3 separate regions of the Homo sapiens genome follow, and regions 1 and 3 are each linked to region 2. A link is a contact called in ENCODE Hi-C or POLR2A ChIA-PET data. All regions are on one chromosome and are shown on one strand. Each heading gives the region's core, a stretch centred on a gene start or an enhancer-like site at or near the end of the contact. The rest is flanking DNA. Distances are from core to core; before and after follow the strand shown. Region 1 holds the start of PARVB (parvin beta). Region 2 holds the start of TTLL12 (tubulin tyrosine ligase like 12). Region 3 holds the start of CYB5R3 (cytochrome b5 reductase 3).

Evidence for each region. A loop is a pair of places that touch in the nucleus more often than their neighbours do. ChIA-PET counts read pairs that join two places held with the same protein, here RNA polymerase II (POLR2A). Pooled maps may share reads with other maps.
Region 1: a loop to region 2 is called in a pooled map, with 10 times the contacts of the local background. The contact joins the promoter of PARVB here to the promoter of TTLL12 in region 2. A Hi-C loop is called at or near these places in 1 of 37 single-sample maps with no recorded cell type and 4 of 50 pooled maps. POLR2A ChIA-PET finds 5 or more read pairs at or near these places in 1 of 52 experiments (AG04449).
Region 3: a loop to region 2 is called in a map of sigmoid colon, with 6 times the contacts of the local background. The contact joins the promoter of CYB5R3 here to the promoter of TTLL12 in region 2. A Hi-C loop is called at or near these places in 2 of 168 maps with a recorded cell type or tissue (naive thymus-derived CD4-positive, alpha-beta T cell and sigmoid colon), 1 of 37 single-sample maps with no recorded cell type and 9 of 50 pooled maps. POLR2A ChIA-PET finds 5 or more read pairs at or near these places in 5 of 52 experiments (A549, H1, HEK293 and 2 more).

Annotation. Positions count from the first base shown.
Region 1 is chr22:44,023,052-44,025,551 of GRCh38, forward strand. It overlaps PARVB (parvin beta), which reads left to right and starts at 1,251. Exons shown (of 13, transcript NM_013327.5): 1 at 1,251-1,400. The coding sequence starts at 1,289. RefSeq lists silencers at 1,119-1,228, 1,259-1,378, 1,449-1,498, 1,549-1,758.
Region 2 is chr22:43,185,607-43,188,838 of GRCh38, forward strand. It overlaps TTLL12 (tubulin tyrosine ligase like 12), which reads right to left and starts at 1,528. Exons shown (of 14, transcript NM_015140.4): 1 at 1,287-1,528. The coding sequence starts at 1,463. RefSeq lists enhancers at 179-683, 624-703, 714-773 and silencers at 1,154-1,373, 1,414-1,573, 1,822-1,941.
Region 3 is chr22:42,647,863-42,651,062 of GRCh38, forward strand. CYB5R3 (cytochrome b5 reductase 3) reads right to left here and starts at 1,530. Exons shown (of 9, transcript NM_000398.7): 1 at 1,433-1,530. The coding sequence starts at 1,453. RefSeq lists silencers at 1,041-1,390, 1,411-1,600, 1,911-2,010 and an enhancer at 1,705-2,518.

The sequences.
Region 1 (2,500 bases), core at 1-2,500, 840 kb after region 2:
CTCCTACTTCTTCAAGGCTGGGGCTTCTGGCTGTGAGCATCTCAGAAATCTGTTTGCTTTTCTCCTAAGTCACCGTCCGCCTGCCTGTGCCTTCTCTGTCTCCAGCACCTGCTGAGCAGCCATCAGCCAGAGGCAACATCTGTGACATCACAGCTCAAAGCCCTGCCTGGGTATCTAGGCTGGGCATGGTGGCTCACACCTATAATCCCAGCACTTTGGGAGGCCGAGGCAGGCGGATCACCTGAGGTCAGGGGTTCGAGACCAGCCTGGCCAACATGGCAAAACCGCATCTCTACTAAAAATACAAAAATTACCCGGTCGTGGTGGCGTGCACCTGTAATCCCAGCTACTCAGGAGGCTGAGACAGGAGAATCGCTTTAACTCAGGAGGTGGAGGTTGCAGTGAGCCGAGATTGTGCCACTGCACTCCAGCCTGGGCAACAAAGCAAGACTACGTCTAAAAAAATAAAATAAAATAAAACAAAACAAAATAAAATAAAATAAAATAAAATAAAATAAAATAAAATAAAATAAAATAAAATAAAATAAAATAAAAATAGCCCTGTCTGGCAGTCCTCGGGATGAAGCCGTTTCCTCTGCTTCCAACACATGCGAGGCCTGTCTCCCCTCCTCTCCCCTCCCTGGCACCCCACACTGTCCCCAGGGCCTGCTCTTCTGCTCACCTCATGGTACCGGCCTGCAAGCCATTTCCTGGGGCCTCCCCGTCGCCTCTTCCAGAAACAACTCCTGGAACTCCCCTTGGAGGTCAGGCCAATGACCTGTGCCCCGCATTGCCCTCCATCCTCTAAGCTTCCCGTGGGTAGGGACAATTCCCAGTTCTGAAGGGCTCCCCCTGCCCCGGGCCTGGCTCTTGGCAGAAGCTTAACAACAGACCGGCCACGTTCGTGTGACCTGATTCTCTCCGGCTTTCAGGACGTCCTGAGGCTGCACCCACGTGGCAATGGTGTCTGTCGCGCTGTCGCCTGGATCCGGCACCACTAGCGGAGCCGAGCAGAGCCCAGGGCTCCAACGCGTAGGGAAAAGGCTGCGCCGCTCCCGGGGTGGCCCCACGCCCCTTCTCTGAGCTTGAGCGGCGGCGCGGGACGGGGACGGCTCTGGCCGGGACCAGCAGGCCTCGGGCATCCGGGACGCCGGGGCCGCGCTCCAGGCCAGGGGCGGGGGCGGGACCGGGGCGGGGGCCGGCGGCGGGGCCGCGCCCTCGGCCTCTCCCCGGGGCGACCGGGCGGCTCCACACGCGCTGCGCCCGCCGCCGGCCCCACGCGCGGCCCATGTCCTCCGCGCCGCGCTCGCCCACCCCGCGGCCCCGCAGGATGAAGAAGGACGAGTCGTTCCTGGGCAAGCTGGGCGGCACCCTGGCCAGGAAGCGGAGGGCGCGCGAGGGTGAGTGCGCGCCCGCGCCCGCCGACCCCCGGGGACCTGCCCGGCGGTGCCCGCCCTCGGCCCTAGAGCCCCACGAGGCCGCCCCCGCCCTCCCCCACGCACCCCGCCCGGCCCACGCGGCTGCGCGACCTTCGGGACAGGCCAGGCCTTTGACCCAGGACCCGTAAACAACGGCCGGGACCTGGCGCGTGGGGCCGCGGTGGCCTCCGGAGTCTGCCAAACGCGCGTGCGGGCGCCTGCGCGGCGGGGACCTCGGGCCACCGTGCGGGGCCCGCGCCTGCTCTGCCTGCCGGGTGTTCAGCTCTTCCCTGGGCCAGCGGCATAGCCAGCCGCGCGGGGTGACCGTTCATTCCATGAGCAGTGACGCTCACGTGTGCAGGGCACTCTGGGCAGACACGGCCTGGGGGACCCACTACTGGGTGTTGCGCGGGCGCCCTGCAGGGTGCGGGGCTCAGGGCGTGCAGGGCTGAGGCCTGGGAGGCCTGCGAGCAAGAATTGCAGAGATCCCATTAAAAATTTTTTTTTTTAAATTTTTTACTGCGTGTGCTCACGAAACACTACCAACCTCGTACGTTTTAAAGATTGTTAGAGTTGCAAGGGATAGTCTGGTGTCTTTAAGTGTACCGCTTGCCCAGGGCCTCCTGGGAGATACATTCTGGAATTTTCTGCTTGGGTGGGGAGGTTCTGCCCCGGGACCATGCCCTATAGTGAGATTTCGGATTGGTGAGAGGTGAGGGGAGCTGCTGTGGAAAGGCAGATGGAGAAAGGCCGGCCTCAGGTGGGTCCCCGGGAAGGAGCCCTCCCATAGCGGGTATGCAGTACGGTTTCCTTAAACCACCTGGGCCTGACATATCCCCTGGGAACTCTTCCTGTGCCTCCAGGGATTAGTGTACCCCGGGATGCAGGTCCCCCATTCATTTCTTCCCTGGGACTCTTGTATTCCTAGGGATGTGTGTGCCCCGGGAAGACATATGACAGATTTGCCTCTAGGCATGTGTGTGCCCCCATGCACCTGCTCCCCAGGATTTTTGTACAGTGCAGGGAACGCTTGGTTCCCCAGACATTTTCTCCCAGGGATGCCTGTGCCCCCAGGGATGCGT
Region 2 (3,232 bases), core at 278-2,777:
CGACCACCCTCTGTGTGCCAGGCATATTTCTCATGCCACCTCCCATCCTTCCAATACTGTGGGAGCCAGATGGTGTCTCACCATCCCCTTCCCAGATGGAGAACAGGTCTCAGACGGGCGAGTGACCGCCCGAGGGAGGGCGTGCTGCCGTGGAGGCTGGCTGGGCAGGAGCTGGTCATTCCCACTGTGCTCCTTCCACGCAGCCCATGGGAACCTTTTTGTCCTCATGAACAAACCAAGGTCCCTTCCACCCAGCACAGGCCTGGGACCAGAGTGGTCCTCGGAAAGCATATGGCAGAAGTGAGGGGCAGAGGAAACTCTCTGTTACACTGTAGCATAAGGAGGTGCCACTCACTGCACGTTTCCAGCAGGAAGGTTCCTAGTCCAATCAGGATTACACAGAGAAAAACTGGCTCAGAGACCGTAGAGTCTGGCCAGCAGCCAGGCTCAGGGACTCCTAGTTCCCGGCCCGGGTCCCTGTTCTTGGCTCTGGGGTTTCCACTTCATCACCTGCGCCACTAGGCTCATCTCCGTCCGGGAGACAGCACCTGGAGGAGATGTCGGGTCCCAGCTAAAGAAAACACCCCCCCCCCCGCCAGCCCGGGAAGGTGCTGTGGCCTCAGCCTCTGGGCACGCAATAAAAATCCAGGGCTCATCCCCAGCCAGGACAGTGGGGAACGCTTTGGAGTGGAGGAGGCAGGTGAGCCGGATGGGCCGTCCTCACAAAAAGGGAGAGAACCTAGAGGCTTCTCAATCTTTTCCATTTTTCTTTAGATTTCTCCTCCACCTCTCACAGCCTGTTTTCTTTAACCTGCAAGATGAGGGGACCCCGAGGCTCAAATCAAATGAAAAAACACCGAATTCTGTGAACCCAACAGTTACAGCTACACAAATTCACGGGGTTCCCGTTGTCCCTGTGAGGCAGCGGCTGAAAGAATCCCTCTGAAGGGACTCTCGGAGCCGCAGTGTTCTCATCTGTGAAGTGGGGGTGATGAGTTTCACTCCTCGCAGGGCTGTGTCAGGCTCGGGTGTGTGGAGGACCTAAAGTTCCCAACGCAGCCCTCAGCCGGTCTCGGGCCCGGGCAGATCAGGGCCGCAGGTACCCCGGTCTCCTGCTGTCACTCTTCGGCCCCCAACTCCACGCCGCTCCAGAGCTGCCCAGGACGCGCTCTGGGTGGCTCACCGCGGCTCCCGCCGCCCGGGAGCGCTCTTCCCTGTCCCGCGCCGCGGGCTCCCGCCGCGCTCCCACCCCGGCCGCCGCACGTGCCCGCCGCCCTTCCCCGCACCTCGTGCTCCAGCTTGTGCAGGAGGCGGCCCCAGTAACGTTCGGGGACCCCCGAAGCGCGCAGCGCCGGGCCGTGCAGCGCCGCGAACTCGGCCAAGGCCTGCGCGCCCTCCTCCGGCGTCTGGCCCGGGCTGCTACGCTCCGCAGGCCGGCGCTCGGGACCCCGCTCGGCCTCCATGGCGCCAGCACCCGCGCCGACTCCAGCGCCGCCACCGCCGCCGCCGCCCGCCGTCCGTCGGCCCTGCCCTCCCGCCTCCGCCCCCTGCCCCGCCCCGCCCTCCTCCCAGCGCCCCCCCCCCCGCCCCGCCCTCCTCCCAGCCCCCCCCCGCCCCGCCCTCCTCCCAGCCCCCCCCCGCCCCGCCCTCCTCCCAGCCCCCCCCGCCTCCGCCCCCCGCCCCGCCCGCCTCCCAGCACCCCCGCCCCGTCCTCCTCCCAGCCCCCCGCCCACCGCCCCGTCCTCCCCCCAGCCCCCCGCCCCTGCCGCGCCCCCTGCCCCCGCCCCCTGCCCCCCTCCCCACCGCCCCGTCCTCCTCCCGGCCCCCCCGACCCCTCCCCTGCCCCGCCCTCTTCTCGCCCCCTCACCCCGTCCCGCCCCGCCCCCAGTCCGCCTCCAGCCCGGTTTGCCGCGGCCCCCGGGCAGGCCCTGCGCATCGGCGGGGTGCGTGCGAGAGCGCGCGAGCTTGCCAGGAGGGGGCGCGCGTCTGCGACCGCGCCTGTGGTTTGGCTGCCGCCGTGTGCGCACGCGCACCTGATGGTGGCTGAGCTTTTCTCGCTCAGCGCGCGGCGACCCCGGGGAATGCCGGGAGGGCGGGGTGCCTACGTATAGGGCGCTGTCAGGACCGGAAAAGGCCCCACCGACGGCCCGGAAGGTGTCCTGGGGCCCGAACCCGGTGAGGCGGCGCTTCTGTGCCTGCACCGGGCACACAGAGCTCGCAGGCCCCCTGCCTTGGGAGCTCTCGATTCTTGTGAGCGTTTCACCAGATTTGGATGCTGCAAAATCGTGGCCCTTCTCAATTACTTATATTTGGATTCGGAATGTCAGTTGATCCAATTAAGACCAAGTGTACCCGTCAGAGGAATTTACTCCTACATGTCGGGATGTTTCGAAGTGCAGTTGAGCTGGGCGTGGTGGCCGCGTCTGTAGTCCCAGTTACTCGGGAGGCTGAGGCGGGAGGATAGCTTGAGCCCAAGAATTCAAGTCCAGCCTCGGCAACATAGCCAGACTCCCTCTTTAAAAGAAAACAGTTCAGTTATAGAATTTCAAAAGACATTCTCTTTTGAACTCTCATTGAGTTTTATTGCTCCATAGGGATACATTTCAATGTCTTCCTTTTTGCAATTTTGTAAGAATTGTAATTTGCTAAAAAACAAAGGCTGAAAATTTTTTGGAGCTTCAGATGCTATTTTGATAACATTTTTGAACTGAGTTTGAATAAAATGCACCAATTCACGGACTTGTTCAATTCCATTGTAGGAAGCAGGTGGGTCTGCAAAGGCAAAAATTTCCAAACTCAAGTTGGTGAGGGCTGCAGAGAAAAACATTTTATTTATTTATTTATTTTGGGATGGAGTTTTGCTCTTGTTGCCCAGGCTGGAGTGCAATGGTGCAGTCTCGGTTCACTGCAACCTCTGCCTCCCGGGTTCAAGTGATTCTCCTGCCTCAGCCTCCCAAGTAGCTGGGGCTACAGGTGTGTGCCACCACGCCTGGCTAATTTTTTGTATTCAGTAGAGACAGGGTTTCACCATGGCCAGAGGAAAACCCTGATTCCTCGGTTTTTGTTGTGGAAGCCAAGGCTGAGATTGTACCATTGCACTCCAACCTGGTCAACATAGCGAGACTCCATCTCAAAATAAATAATATAGTAAAACAGCATCACAATGCTAGGATGGGGCATGCTGGCTCACACCTGTAATTCCAGCACTTTGGGAGGCCAAGACAGGAGGATC
Region 3 (3,200 bases), core at 280-2,779, 540 kb before region 2:
CAAAAAAGAAAAAAGAAAAAAGAAATGTATGGAGCAGCCAGGTGCAGGGGACGTGGCCATAAATCCAACCACCAGCTGGAAGGTATGGAACACCACCAAAAACAGCAGGGAAGGGTTGGGTGGAGACCAGGGGAAGCTTTAGAGACACAGGCAGGACATTTCAACAATAAAGGAGGCAGATGCTTTCTGGGGAAAAATGGGCCGGGTGTTGCATGGAGGTTGGGGTGATGCCCACAGGTTCACCCTGGCCAAGGTTGCCTGGGGTCTGAACATCCCGAAGTTCTGGGTTGGGCCACACTTTCCTTAGCAACCACCCAAGCCAAGAGGCCTTTTGCCTGGATCCCCAAGGAGGAGACTCCAGGTCCTCCCCAAGGAGGGAGGACCCAGGTGCCCTCCAAGTGGCAGATGCCAGGCATAGAGGTAGAGGTGGAGGTGGAGGAGCACTGGGCTGATTCCTCCTGTGCCAGCCTCCCCACGCCTAGCGGGTCACAGTTGACAGGAGAGCTGCCCTCTGCAGCCGCAGCCTCCACATGTCCACACAGACTCAAGCCTCCAGCCTCACCATGGTCAACTTTTGAGAAACTGGGGAGAGGAGGTGGCCTGGGGGGAAGGGAAGGTGGCTCTAGGCCAGCCCAGGAGTGACAGCAGCAGAGTGGACTTTGAAACCCCATGGAGCAGGCTCCTTCCGGCGGCAGCGTTGTGGGACGGTGGCCAAGACTAGTTTGCATTTCCCCATCTGTGAAATGGGGCAAACAGCACTGACACCGCAAAGTGTGAGGTCCCCAGCACAGCTTGCAGGGTCAGTGGGAGCCTGGCCTTGATGGGAGCCTGGCCCACTGAGCATTGGGAGGATGCCCCCGTGTCATCCGGGTTCTGTTCCTTGTTGCTAAACGTGCAAAACCCTCTGACATAGTGACATCGCACACACACACACGTTCAGTCGCAGTCAGTGACATCGCCCATTCACATACTCCCGTACACACACACACACCCCATCACACGTTTCCATGCCCGCCCTTCACACCCACGGTCACACTCACACACACATTCACTCTCAAGCCATTCACACGCTCGCTCACACACTCACACTCAGCGGCACACACGCTCACAACCACGGGTCCCTCCAGCAGCCAAGGCCCCACGGCGGCCAGGGCAGGGCCCAGGTGCCCCCGGGTGCTGGGCTCTGGCGCGCCCCCCGGGCAGGAGGGCTGGGTCCCCGCTGCAGACTGCCAGGGCGTAAGTAGCGGTCACCACGTAGCTCGCCCAGGCCCTTGTGGGGTGGGGTGGGGCGCGGCGGGCTGGGCGGGCGAAGTGGGTGCGGCCGGGTGCGGCCCGGGTCCCGCGTCACCTCCCGCAGGCCAGCCCGCCCCCTCGCCGCCGGGTCCCAGTCCCTCGCGACGCCCCGCGGCCCCGGCGCCCCCTCCCCGCCTACCGTGCTGAGCTGGGCCCCCATGGTGGCCCCGCGCCGCGCTCGCTCTGTCGCCGCCGCCGCCGCCGCCGAGACCGTCGCGCCCGGGCCCGCGTCACTCCGGAGCAGGGGCGGGGCCGAGGGGCCAGGCGGGCGCGCGGGGCGGGGCGGGCGCGGGGGCGGGGACCGGGTCGCTCCGCCTGCTTCTGCCGGGGATGGAGACTGGGAACTGGGGATGCGGCCCTCTGCGCTCCGAGCTCTCCCGCCGCTGTGCTGCCCCGCGCGGGACGGTGGCCTCTCTGGGCCTCGTTCGCCGCCATAAAGGAAGCAAGATGGCGCCCCCCGGATGGGAGCGAGAATAAGAGGCGGAATCTTCCCCCGGCCTCCGAGACTGCAGGGGCCGGTCCTGCCTGGCCTGGCCTGGGCCTGTGCCTGCAGCTGCTCAGCGCGGCCCTTCCCCGGGCCTTTGAATTTGTAGTTCCCTGGGCAGCACTGTTCCCAGCTGCCTCGGGCCGGGTTAAATGCTGCGGTCTCAGCACGGCCCGCCCGGAGCCTCCTCGCCGGCGGCGCCTCCGCTCCCCACGCCATTGTCCCACTGTGGAGTGATCTTTGTCCCACTTAGCTGAAGGCCTCCTGCGTGTTTCCCCCACTCCCACCCCATCCCAGTGGACTGTGCGCTCCCGGAGGGCAAGGCCCTATCTGGTTTGAAGTCCCGTACATCCCCAGAGCCTAGCCACACAGAGCCTAGCATATAGTAGGTGCTCAATAAATACCTTTTTTTTTTTTTTTTTTTTTGGTAAAGCAGGGTCTCACTCTTGCCCAGACTGGAATGCAGGAGCCTGATCACAGCTCACTTTAGCCTCAACCTCCCAGGCTCAAGTGTTCCTCCTGCCTCAACCTCCTGAGTAGCTGGGCACATGCCACCACGTCCGGCTAATTGTTTTTTTTTTTGAGACGCAGTTTCGCTCTTGTTGCCCAGGCTGGTATGCATTGACGCGATCTCGGCTCACCGCAAACTCCGCCTCCAGGGTTCAACAGATCCTCCTGCCTCAGCCTCCCGAAATTACAGGCATGTGCCACCACATCTGGCTAACCAGCTAATCTTTTTTTTTTTTTTTTTTTTTTTTTTTTTGAGACAGAGTCTCGCCCTGTCCCCCAGGCTGGAATGCAGTGGCGCCATTTCGGCTCAATGCAAGCTCCGCCTCCAGGGTTCACGCCATTCTCAGCCTCCCGAGTAGCTGGCACTACAGGCACCCCACCGCGCCCGGCTAATTTTTTGTATTTTCAGTAGGGACGGGGTTTCACCGTGTTAGCGAGGATGGTCTCGATCTCCTGACCTCGTGATCCGCCCGCCTCGGCCTCCCAAAGTGCTGGGATTACAGGCGTGAGCCACCGCGCCCGGCCTAATTTTGTATTTTTAGTAGAGACGGTGTTTCAACATGTTGGTGAGGCTGGTCTCGAACTTCCGACCTCAGGTGATCCACCTGCCTCGGCTTCCCAAAGTGCCGGGATTACAGGTGGGAACTACCGCGCCCGGCCATTTTTGCATTTTTTTGTAGAGACGGGTTTCACTATGTTGCCCAGGCTGGTCCGGAACTCCTGGGTTCAAGCCATCCTCCCACCTTGGCCTCCCAAAGTGCTGGGATTATAAGCGTGAGCCACGATGAGCAGCCTAAATACTTGTTGAATGGATGAATTTGACAGACAGTGGGCACCTTCTCTGTGTAGGCTCATGCTGGGCCTTAGCGTCATTCTCTTGCCTTGCTCTCCTGGTAGGGTCTTGGACCCAGAT